Regions from separate parts of the Homo sapiens genome. Here region 1 is linked to region 2. The links are chromatin contacts, found by Hi-C or POLR2A ChIA-PET in ENCODE. All regions are on one chromosome and are shown on one strand. Each heading gives the region's core, a stretch centred on a gene start or an enhancer-like site at or near the end of the contact. The rest is flanking DNA. Distances are from core to core; before and after follow the strand shown.

Evidence for each region. A loop is a pair of places that touch in the nucleus more often than their neighbours do. ChIA-PET counts read pairs that join two places held with the same protein, here RNA polymerase II (POLR2A). Pooled maps may share reads with other maps.
Region 1: a loop to region 2 is called in a map of CD8-positive, alpha-beta T cell, with 27 times the contacts of the local background. The contact joins the promoter of ZKSCAN7-AS1 here to the promoter of TCAIM in region 2. A Hi-C loop is called at or near these places in 1 of 168 maps with a recorded cell type or tissue (CD8-positive, alpha-beta T cell), 2 of 37 single-sample maps with no recorded cell type and 12 of 50 pooled maps. POLR2A ChIA-PET finds 5 or more read pairs at or near these places in 1 of 52 experiments (activated B cell).

Annotation. Positions count from the first base shown.
Region 1 is chr3:44,683,294-44,688,572 of GRCh38, forward strand. ZKSCAN7-AS1 (ZKSCAN7 ZNF cluster antisense RNA 1) reads right to left here and starts at 2,360. Exons shown (of 3, transcript NR_157564.1): 1 at 2,266-2,360. It overlaps LOC124905403 (zinc finger protein OZF-like), which reads right to left and starts at 2,489. Exons shown (of 2, transcript XM_047449433.1): 1 at 2,462-2,489; 2 at 1-1,497. The coding sequence starts at 2,489. The coding sequence ends at 485. RefSeq lists silencers at 1,975-2,024, 2,075-2,204 and an enhancer at 2,375-2,504.
Region 2 is chr3:44,336,159-44,341,695 of GRCh38, forward strand. TCAIM (T cell activation inhibitor, mitochondrial) reads left to right here and starts at 2,608. Exons shown (of 11, transcript NM_173826.4): 1 at 2,608-2,676. It overlaps LOC105377055 (a long non-coding RNA gene), which reads right to left and starts at 1,960. Exons shown (of 4, transcript XR_940782.4): 1 at 1,547-1,960. It also overlaps a transcript of TOPAZ1 not described here. RefSeq lists enhancers at 1,621-2,274, 1,959-2,128 and a silencer at 2,269-2,658.

The sequences.
Region 1 (5,279 bases), core at 1,110-3,609, 350 kb after region 2:
CATTCTAAATTTTAGTACTGCTCACAGTGGGCCTTCTAAGCTTCCCAACTCTAGCACATTAAAGCTTTGAAATAACAATGAAAAGTAAGTAAGCTTTAATGTGCTGGAGTTACATTGGAAAAATTACAAATCTTCAAAGCAGGTGAGATCTTGCAAGATTATCAGATTAAGAGTTTCTTGATAAGAGGAAGTTCTCAATGAATTAAAATTTAATCAACTTTGTAGAAATGAAGAGCTCCTCAGTTTCCTGTCAATCAAAGTGGAAGACAGGACCTGGCATCTACCTCTTGGAACTCCAAATCTGACTGGAGGCACATGTACAAAAACAAGGCAAGTGAATAAAACACCATACAAGCAGAGTGAGTTTGTGGACCCAGATTTCCAGCAATGAACAGTCCATGACCTCTCACATACTTCCTAGTATTTATGAGATGCTGGCCTGGCTGAAGGCAAGCATATAACATGACCATTCAACTCTGCCCCATTAACAGTGGGCCCTAACCCAAGTAGCCAGCTGAGGTTTCTTCTGGGCATGAGTTGTCTGATGGAGAATAAGATGGGAGCTCTGGCCAAAGGCTCTTTCACACTCATTACACTGATAGGGTTTCTCCCCTGTGTGAATTCTCTGATGCACAATAAGGTATGAACTACAACTGAAAGCTTTGCCGCATTCATTACACTCAAATGGCTTCTCCCCCGTGTGGATCCTCTGAGGGACAGTGAGGCCTGAACTCCGGCTGAAGGCTTTCCCACACTTACCACATTCAAAAGATTTCTCTCCAGTGTGGATGCCCTGATGAACTATGAGATTTGAGCTCTGGCTGAAGGTATTCCCACATTCCTGGCATTCATAGGGTTTCTCACCAGTATGGATCCTCTGATGTCGTATGAGGTGTGATCTCTGTCTGAAACCTTTTCCGCATTCATTACATAGGAAAGGTTTCTCCCCTGTGTGAATTCTTTGGTGCACGATAAGGCTTGCACTCTGACCAAAGGCTTTTCCACACTCCTTACAGATAAAGGGTTTCTCTCCTGGGTAGTTTTGTTGCCCTCTTTCCTTGTCAAGGGCACTCCTGTCTCTGAAGGCAACACCTGTGGAAACTCTCTTCCTTCTCCTTGCTCTGGGTCCTGCCTGGCTTCCCTGATGCCTCTTTGCACTTCCCTTCCCCGCTAGGGCTTCTCTAAACCTGGCTGCCAGAGGGGCTACACTCTGAAGCCTTTCGTAAGTTGTGACTTGTATTTTGACTTCTGAAACTGGCCCCTTGTTCTTCTCCCTGTGAATTCTCGAATGTGAAATACTTTTTGAGCTTAGATTAAAGAAGTTATCAAATTCTTTACCTTTCTGGCTTTTCTTCTCTAGGGAGATTTTTACATCCTTGATTTCTGCTGGCCTTATATTTCTAGTCCTCGTCCTCAGTATCTCCCTGGAAGGATCTCTCTGATGAATATTCAAACTGTCTTCCCAATTTTTGAATGCTCCTTGCCTTCTCTCTCTCCCTTACTCTTCAAAGTCGTCTTTGAGAGGAAGAGCTGGTAACACAGCCTGAAAAAAGCCTCAGGGCCTGAATTTCCATGCTGGCTCTGCCACTTAGGGGCTGTTTGCGCTTAGGCAGATTAACCCCTCTCATTTTTTCTTAATAGGAATAATAGTACCTACCTCATAAGGTTGCTGTCAGGATTAAATGAAACAAGCATTTAGAACAGTGCCTGGCCCACGCTAAGCATTACACAAGCACTTGCTATTATTTTGCCTCTTTAATGCTCCTTAAATCTACACAGTTCAGACATTCAGACATTCAGACTTATGGGACACTTATGACTGCCACCTGCACCTACACTACTTTCCTCCCGCCCGCATCCCATTTCTAGTCCCCAGTTCACCCTAACAACAAGCCCTTCAGACACACCCACCAGTGTGCCCACGTCAATTTACCATTGCCATGGCAACACCCCGGAGTTACTGCACCTTTCCATGGCAGTGACCCAATGACCCAAAAGTACTACTCCTTCCCTAGAAAGTTCTGCATAAGCCGCCCCTTAATCTGCATGCGATTAAAAATGGGTATAAATATGACCGCAAAACTGCCCTTCAAGCAGTTGACGAGCGACTTTCCCCTTACATCAAGTGCACAGTAAGCCCAAGCGCCGGGGCCGCGGGGATTCCCGCCAGTCACTCCCGCCACTACCGCCACCCGGCCCCGCCGCCAGCGCAGCCCGCAGCCCCGGCAAGCCTGCGCCCGCTCGGCCCCGGTCTCTTTCGCTCACCAGAGGCTACGGGGCGCCCGGCCCCGCACACCCAAGAAACACTGCCACCGCGACGCGCCTGCCCCCAGGATCCTCTCGCGAGCTTCAGTACCCAAGGAAGATGGGCCGTCCCGGAAGTGCGGCCGGGGCGACTTGCAGGCCCCTCGCCGACCGCTCTAGGAATCTCGGAGGTCTTTTGACCTCGACGCCTCCTTACCTGGGTCTCCTACATCTGACCTATCCATTCCAATTAAAAATCTGCAATGTGTTTAGGGGTGGGAGGACAATCTACTATCTACACAAAGGCCTCAGAGAATGTTGGGGAAAAAATTAAAGTCTTAGATATTGACATGTTTAACTTTTACTTCTTTTACAATGTAAAAGTGTCTCTCTACAGCTCCTTTATTTTTGAGAGGTGCTTATAGAAGATACGATTCAGGTTAGAAGATTCAAGTTAGAAAATTCTCTCTAGTCAATGCTCTCCAACCCGTTGCAGTAGGATTGGGATGGAACTGCTGAGGTAGCAAGCAGGACTTGACTCCAGAGGCCGGGTCAGACACTCGACCAAATTGAGGACTAACTAAAACAGAGCCAGGTGGAAGCAGCTTTCAGTCAGACACACCCACCAGTGTGCCATGTCAATTTACCATTGCCATGGCAACACCCCGGAGTTACTGCACCTTTCCATGGCAGTGACCCAAAAGTACTACTCCTTCCCTAGAAAGTTCTGCATAAGTCGCCCCTTAATCTGCATGCGATTAAAAATGGATATAAATATGACTGCAAAACTGCCCTGAGCTGCTACTGTCTGCCTACAGGGTAGCCCTCCTTTGCAGGAGCAGTTACAGAGCTGTAACACCGCCTCTTTGAAGGGGTTTTTTCTTCTACCTCTGGCTTGTCCTTGAAGTCTTTCCTGGGCAAAGCCAGGAACCCTTGTGGGCTAAGCTCCACTTTGGGGCTTGCCTGACTTGCATAACCGTGAAGCTACTTGAGTTGTCAAATAAAAAACAAACTCAGACATAGATAAGACAGGCTTTATTCAAAAGGACAATTGCAAATGGGAGAAAGGTACTACTACAATAGGGAGAGGAGGACTATTGCAATAGAGAGAATGCTTAGACCATAAGATCCACAAACATCTTGTCAACCCAAATAACAGACAGACTCTCTAAAGATAAGGTGTTTATTCAGGAGTGCACAGGGGATTCACAAATCCAGTATATGGGGGCTATGCAGACCATTGGCATATCCAAAGAGGTTGTGTAGCGGGATTGATAAAAAATTAGAGAGACCGATGGGGTTGAGAAGGATATTTATTATTTAGGTGCACTGGCCCAGTTGGATTAACATCCAAAGGCTGAGCCCTGAACAAAATGTTAAGTTACCTTTTAAGCATTTCGTGGGGCAGGAGAAAATCTGTGCAGGGAAAAACGTATTACAGAAGCAAAAAACAAAGACAGTTATTCAATTAATTGAGACCTGCATTACATCAGTTGAAGCAAGGAAAAGTTTTTAAAGGCAAAAAGGAAGCATACGTAATTTGTTTTGAAACAAAGAGAATATTGGTTACAAGACTTATCAGAGGGGTTGATGCCAGTTTATTAACAGAGAGAGTGTGTCAAGCAAGTGTTCTTGTGCATCCAGGTAGCTTCCTTTTACTCACGTAGCAAGCTGCAGCTTAGAAAGCCCTTGTCAGAAGTTCTTGTTATGGGCACCTATGCATAGAAAGTTCTTGTAATATTTCATAACATAGGCATATGTGCATGAGGACCCTCCCTTCTTAACCTTCTGGTTTTATTTATTTCTTTTTTTTTTTTTGTTAGGGCTTGACACAAGTGACTCCATTTTGATTTTGACGACTTTCACAATCTCGAAGGTCAGGCAGAAAAGAATTTTATGCAGAACTTTCTAGGGAAGGAGTAGTACTTTTGGGTCATTGGGTCATTGCCGTGGAAAGGTGCGGTAACTCCTGGGTGTTGCCATAGCAATGGTAAATTGACATGACACACTCGTGTGTATGTCTGATAGGTAGGAATAAATTAGGTTAGAGCAGACTGGTGTAAGGGAATGAATGAGCCAGTGTCATAATTGGATAGTTAATCAGGAAATGTCTTTCCTTGAAGTCAGCTGATTACCAGTGAGCACATAAGCCAGAGTTCTTCAGAGAACCAGAGCCAATAGGATGTGTAGATATATAAGAGGAATTTATTAAGGAAATTGACTCACATGATTATAGAGGCTGAGAAATCCCACGATATGCCATTTGTGAGCTGGAGAACCAGGGAAACAAGTAGCATAGCTCAGTCCAAGTCTGAAGGCCTGAGAACTGAGAGGGCCACTGGTGCAAGTCCCAGAGTCTGAAGGTTGAAAAACCTGGAGTTCTAATGTCCTAGTGTTGCTGGAGGGCTTAGTAGGGTCTCCAGATGCCAGTGAGACCCTAGCTCCAGCTGGTTTCCAGCTTCATGACACCATTGCAAGTAAGAATTCAAGGAAAAGTCAGAATGAAGTGAAAGGCAAGAAGCTTTTATTGCAAAACAAAAGTACACACTTAAGAGAGAAGTGTGAGTGTGCTCATGAGAATGAGTCACACACAACGAGTTTCTAATTTTATGGGTGTTTCTTTAATTATGGGGTGGAATAATCATTCAGTATTTTGGAAAAGAAAGGGATTTCAGAGACTCCTCCCAGCCCCCTATTCCCCCCATTACCACCCCCTTTCTCCCTTATTTGGGTTTGCCAAGAAGAGTCATGGACATGTCAGCCTGACCAGGGTTTTGGCCATTTTCTCTCCCTTATTTTGAGTTTTCTGTTATCCTGTGGTTTCTTTGCCTAGTTCTTATTTTAACTGTTGTTCAGGTTTTTCCATACTCCTGTGACTACCCAGTGCTACTCCTGTCTCACAGGTCCAGGAGAAGATGGGTGTCCCAGCTCCAGGAGAGAGAGAGTGAATTCACCTCTCTCTTTTTGTTCTACCTGGGCTCTCAGCCCTTTGGATGGTGCCCACCCATGTTGTGTGAGGGCACATTTTCCTTACT
Region 2 (5,537 bases), core at 1,358-3,857:
ATTGCTATCTGGGAGAAGCTGCAGGGGCTCTTTTGGTGAAGTGTTAATACAGCTAGAAGGTGGGGCCTTAGCTGTAAATTAGCTTGTAATTTTGTAAATCACAACCTAATAGAACAGGGCTAAAAAGGAGTAAAGGAATAGCCTTTCATTTTACAAGGGAATGGCTGTGTGAAACAGCCTCATTGGGGTTTTCCATCAATATCCATGAGGAAAATGGAGGACTGGCACATTGGGCCATAGTAAATGTTTATAAAGCTGAATAACTGTCCCGTGTATCTATGAGTAACATTATCTGTTGTTCAGCCACAATCAGATTTGCCCTGGGATCATCCACAGAGATGGAAAAGACAGGGCCGTGGATGGCTTCAAGGCCCCATCTAGAGGATGGATGACTGACATTTCAGAGGCTTGATCATAATCCAGGAATAGAATTAGAGGTGTTTGCCCTTGCTCTCGCCCTCACCCTCACCCTCGTTCTGCAGGATCCCCTTGTCAGGTAGGTTGGTGAGACTGTGGCTGTCATAGCCTAGAAGGAAGAGGTGGCCCCCCCTTCATGAGGGAGGGACACTCATTCTTCCAATTTGCAGTGAGGACAGGGTCCCAGGGATGGCTTGCAACCTGGAGGTTTGGGACATTCTCAACTTCAGTGTCCTTAAAGGCTGCTTTTAATAAAGTACAAAAGGGAGTTTGTGGGCCTTGCTCTAATTTTTGGAGTTTTTGTCTGATGTCTGGGGAAGCCTGACTTATAAAATGTATGGCCAGAAGGGATTGGCCCTCAGGGCTTTCAGGATCTAAATCTGTATATTTATGCATGGCCTCCATTAGTCTAGCTTGGAAAAGGGAAGGGTCCTTGGTCCTGAGTGATCTCTCATAATTTAGAAAAATTAACAGGTTTTATTTCATTCCTTCCAACAAACATGTTATAATCTTCTCTTCCCCTGTCTCTGTTTGGGCTGGCATTGGCAGCGTGGTATTGCCAATTGGGTTCTGTGTTGGGGACAGCTTCTGCCCTGGCTCTATTATTAGGATTGCCAACATGAGTTTCGTCTGCCCAAACTCGAGCTAAAGACCGTGATTTTTTCTTCGTGGGAACAGCAAATAGTTAATACCACAAATGTGTCTTGCCAGGTTAAATCAAAGGCAATAAAGCCCGAAATTCTTGAATGAACTTAGAGGGATCCTGGCTAAATGAACCCAACTTGGATTGAATTTGCCAAAGTTCAGACAATGGAAAAGGGACATGAACTCAAATTGTTCCCAAATCTCCGTTTGCCACCTTGTGGAGAGGCATAACACTTGGGGGATTTTCTGAGGACTTTGTACTAGTGGCATATGTAACTCCTGTGCAAGTATGTGAGGGTAATAAAGTATCTGGATGGTAGGGGACAGGGGTTGATTGGGGCATGGAGCAGATGGCAAGGGGTGCACAATGAGTTTTGACATGCGTGCATTACGGAGATGCATAGAAATTCTAGTTACTTTTAAATTTGGAGGGAAGAAGTCTGGTACCAGATGCTGGCTTTAGGTAACAGGGAAGTCTAGTTACCTCTAAATTCCTCAGGTAAGGAGTTTCTGCCTAAGGATGGTCGGCTTCATGGCCACCAGGTGATCTTTGCTTTCAATTCTATTGGCTTGATTTCATCTGTGGCAGTTTCTGGGGGGAATCAAAATTATAGGAACAAAATAAAACTAACAGTAAAACTTTCATGCTGACTGGGGAATGCTTAACGTTTAAAAATAGGTGCTGAAGGGTCCAAAGCAAACAACACAAGCCGGAAAAGAAATGTTTAAAAGTTAGCTATATTTATACAAGGAAAACCAAAAGAAATACTTAAATGAGACTTTTAAAATTCGAGGCTCTCCACTGAGACTTGTTCCCTGGCGCCAGCTCCGGGAGTTCCGCAGAGCCTCGCCCCCTGCCAGGGCGCCCGGGGCGAAGGACCGCACGGCGCATGCGCGCCTCCTCCAGCAGTCCCTTTCCCCTTCTTCCCCAAGATCCAGCGCGTGCTCGGTTGCCCTTCTCCGTTCCTTGCAGGCCCTTGGGTCAGGACCCACCACCTGCCGGACCATCATTTTCCGAGTCCCTCCGGCCTAGTCGGAGTGCTCGCTCGCGCCTCCTAAAGCTCTCAGCCGAGCGCGCCGAGACCCCTCAGGGCGGCCGGTAAGAAGGCGGAGGGGCGGGGGCTCAAAGCGCGCGGCGAAGGTGCAGCAGTTACCAGGGTGCTGACGTCAGCTAGAGGCAGGGCACCGCGGAAGGTTGAATCCACGCCCTGGCTGTGCGCAGGCGCCGTAGGGGGAAGGCCTGGCACGCTCCAGCCAACCAGGGCGTCACCTGCAGCTCGTCCCCCTGCCCGGGCTTGCCTCGAGCGCCCTGCCGCCGCCGGAGCGGGGAGGGTGTTGGGGGCAGGTGGAGCCGGGAGGGCCCAGCTGAGAATTCAGGGTTGGGGGCTCAGAGGGCACTGCGGCTAGGAGCCCGTCAAAGCCTGTCGCCCACCGGGGCGAGGGCAGGTGGGAGCGCCTGGCCGTGCGTCGCGCGCTGGTTGGCCAGCTGACGCCCCAGTGCGCATGCGCGTCCGAACAGCCCTGCGGGCGGAGCGACTGTCCTCCCTTCTGGTGTACTGGGTGGGAGGTGGAACTAGTCGGACAAAGCCCTCGCGTCGGACCCTTGCCAGAACTGTAAGGAGCAAGAGGGGAGGGGCTCCGGTGGTGCATTCATGCTCCTCTAGGGGGGAAGCGGGGTCGGAGGGGAGTGCTCAGAGCCACCTTAGCGCAAAGTGCTAACTTTTGAATTGAGGCAGTGCCAGGGGACGCAGTATCCGCATCGCATCTACATTTTAACTCGCTGTGAAATGAGAACGCAAAGACGATTTAGGTTTTATTGTTTCCGACTTATATTTTTCCGAGGTCTTTGATTTACGGGAAATTGTTACGTACTAAATCTCATATAGCGAGATTTAGAAAAGGAAGCTACAGAATCTAGGCTAATGTATCTAATAGCATTTCCTGCTTTTGCTCTTTTTCTTTGCCTTTTTCCCCTACTCTAAGAAGTTCATATTCAACTGAAAAGCCATGAAAATTACCGCTTTTGTCCCTCCTTGATATAACAAACTGCTTTCAGAAACCGTACAAGATAGTCACTAAGGGAAGTCACAGTTCAAATGAGAGTGGCATGATATTAATTTTGTTAAAATAAATTACTTTCAAATAAAAGTTGTGCCAAATGGTCAAAGCTCAATCCTGAGAGCTCTATTTGGCACACACTCGGTGTTAGTTGAAAGTAAGCAAAACAAAACCGTTTTTCGTGTACTCTTCCATAATTTGGATTTTTCACTGATTTAGGTATCTTTCCACCAAATTTGGTTTGAAACTGCACAGATTTAATGCCTCACTTAGAACAGATTTTAGGTAAAATTAGAAATTTTCACTTTATGAAACAGAAACTAATATCACTGTTAAGTAGATTAAAGTAGTCATTTACAATGGTTTGTAAATAAATTTTATCCTTCCCGGTCCTCTGCCCTCTTCCAGGAAAGGCACCATTTCCTTAGAGAAGACCTTCCTGAGCTCTCCCCGCCCCATTCCAAGTGTTGCGTCTGGGAGTTTCTCATATTCTGTGCATGTTTGTATTATTGCATTTACTGCGTTGTTTTATACTTATCTGCTTGTGTCTGTTTTTACACTCCCCCCTCCCTCTAAAAGTCTTTTGAGTATTAGAATTGTCTTAATAATTTTCTAGTCCCAATGCTTTACGCAGGACCTGGCCCATAAGTGGTGATGAATGGGTGAGTTAAAGACTCGGTATGCCTCCCAAGTGTGATAAGACAGTGCAACCTCTTCAGTTATTTTATAGCATTTTCCAAGTGGAAGTATAGTGGGCTAAGTGCAGTATGGACAGGAACCACCTATGTAAGAATTTATCTGAAGACGAGAAGCCTGCGGTTGATGTGGATGTCCCAGACTTTTGGAGCTAGTGTCTGAATGAGAGCACCCAACTCTACTCTGAAGCAATGTGTCTTCAGTCAGCTGATAGTAATTTGATTTTCTGTGTAGCTAGTCCTGAAAGAGGAAGAACATTAGATCTGAATCTTCTAGTTGTCTTAGCAGTTATAATCTCAAAGTAAATTTACAGATTGACATTCCAGTTATCAGGCCTTCTAATTTAGCTTCCCCAAGGCCCACGTATTTCTGTCTTGAAGTGATAAAATTGGGTTCTGTTCTTACAAGGTTGAAGACTAACCCAAGATCTGGGCGTTGTGAAGCGGCAGGCAGCCATGCCTGCCAACCTGCTGGACATTGTCTCTACTTAGAATTTTGGTTTTTTTAATCTGAAAAGTACATAAACCATACAGGAAACAAAGAACTAATTCAAGCAAAAACTTGAAATCCTCCTTTGATTTTTAGCATAAATTGGGTAGCTAAAGATCCAAGTTTGTATTAAATAATTATTTTTAAAGAATTAAAGCTTAAACATTAACAGATGCCCCAGAATCCTCTTTGGTGATAGAATCAGGATTCCCTAATACAGTGGTTCTCAAACCTGAGTGTGCATCAGAATCCCTGACAGTGTGTTAAAACAGATTCCTCCATCCCACCCAGATTCTGATTCTGCAGGACTCGGATGGGACCTGATAATTTGCATTTCTCACGGATGCTGTTGCTGCTTTGAAAACCACTGCCCTAAGAGTTATTTCTTTCTCTCCTTCCTACCCTGTCCCTTTCTTCTTTTCCAAAACTGGATCCTCATCTGTCACTTAGTCGTCAGAGCCCATTCTTGAAGAGCTTACAGGAAATACTCAAAAGACTCATAGTACTCGGTTTTTCATTCTTATTCTTAAACAGAACGAGAAAATATATTTTTAATTTTTTCCAATGATTTGTATAGGAAGTGATCATCTTAGAGCAATAATTTTGTTGAATGGATAGCAGAATTATTAACTGAATATATTTTTATATATATAGGCATTTTCCTCTAGAAATATGAATTGGCTGCCATTGTGGGAGAGAGGAGAATTATTGGAAAAAGGAAAAGTCACATTCCCTCTCATTTCTCCCCTATTGCTCTCTCATTGTTTCTCCATGACCCAGAACACTGTCTTTAAAAAGTCAGTATTAATTCATAAAAAGACAATTCCCACAGCACAATATAACTTTATTATATTCACTTTAGGTTTTTATTTTGAAGAGAGAAATGCTACTTCCATCAAAACTTGTGTTTTTATTGGTTAGCAAGTGCCACCTTTGTCTTCAAATGGTAAAAGTAAACAACTAGCTATTTTTTAATTCTGATGAATTAAAAGTATTTTTCTAGAGAAAAATTTGTGAAATTATTCATCTGTACTTTTTGAATTGTATGTAGCCTTGGCAAAATTGCCTACTACCTTGTGTTTAAGACCTTCAGACATTGACTCCTTATTGTGATAATTCTGAGTTTTTCAACAAAGTTTTTCAAAATTTGTTTTTGAATAAAATGTTGTATTGAACTGCATGTTTGAGCAATATGTTATCTGACATTAGATGGAAAAAAATTATGCCATTTT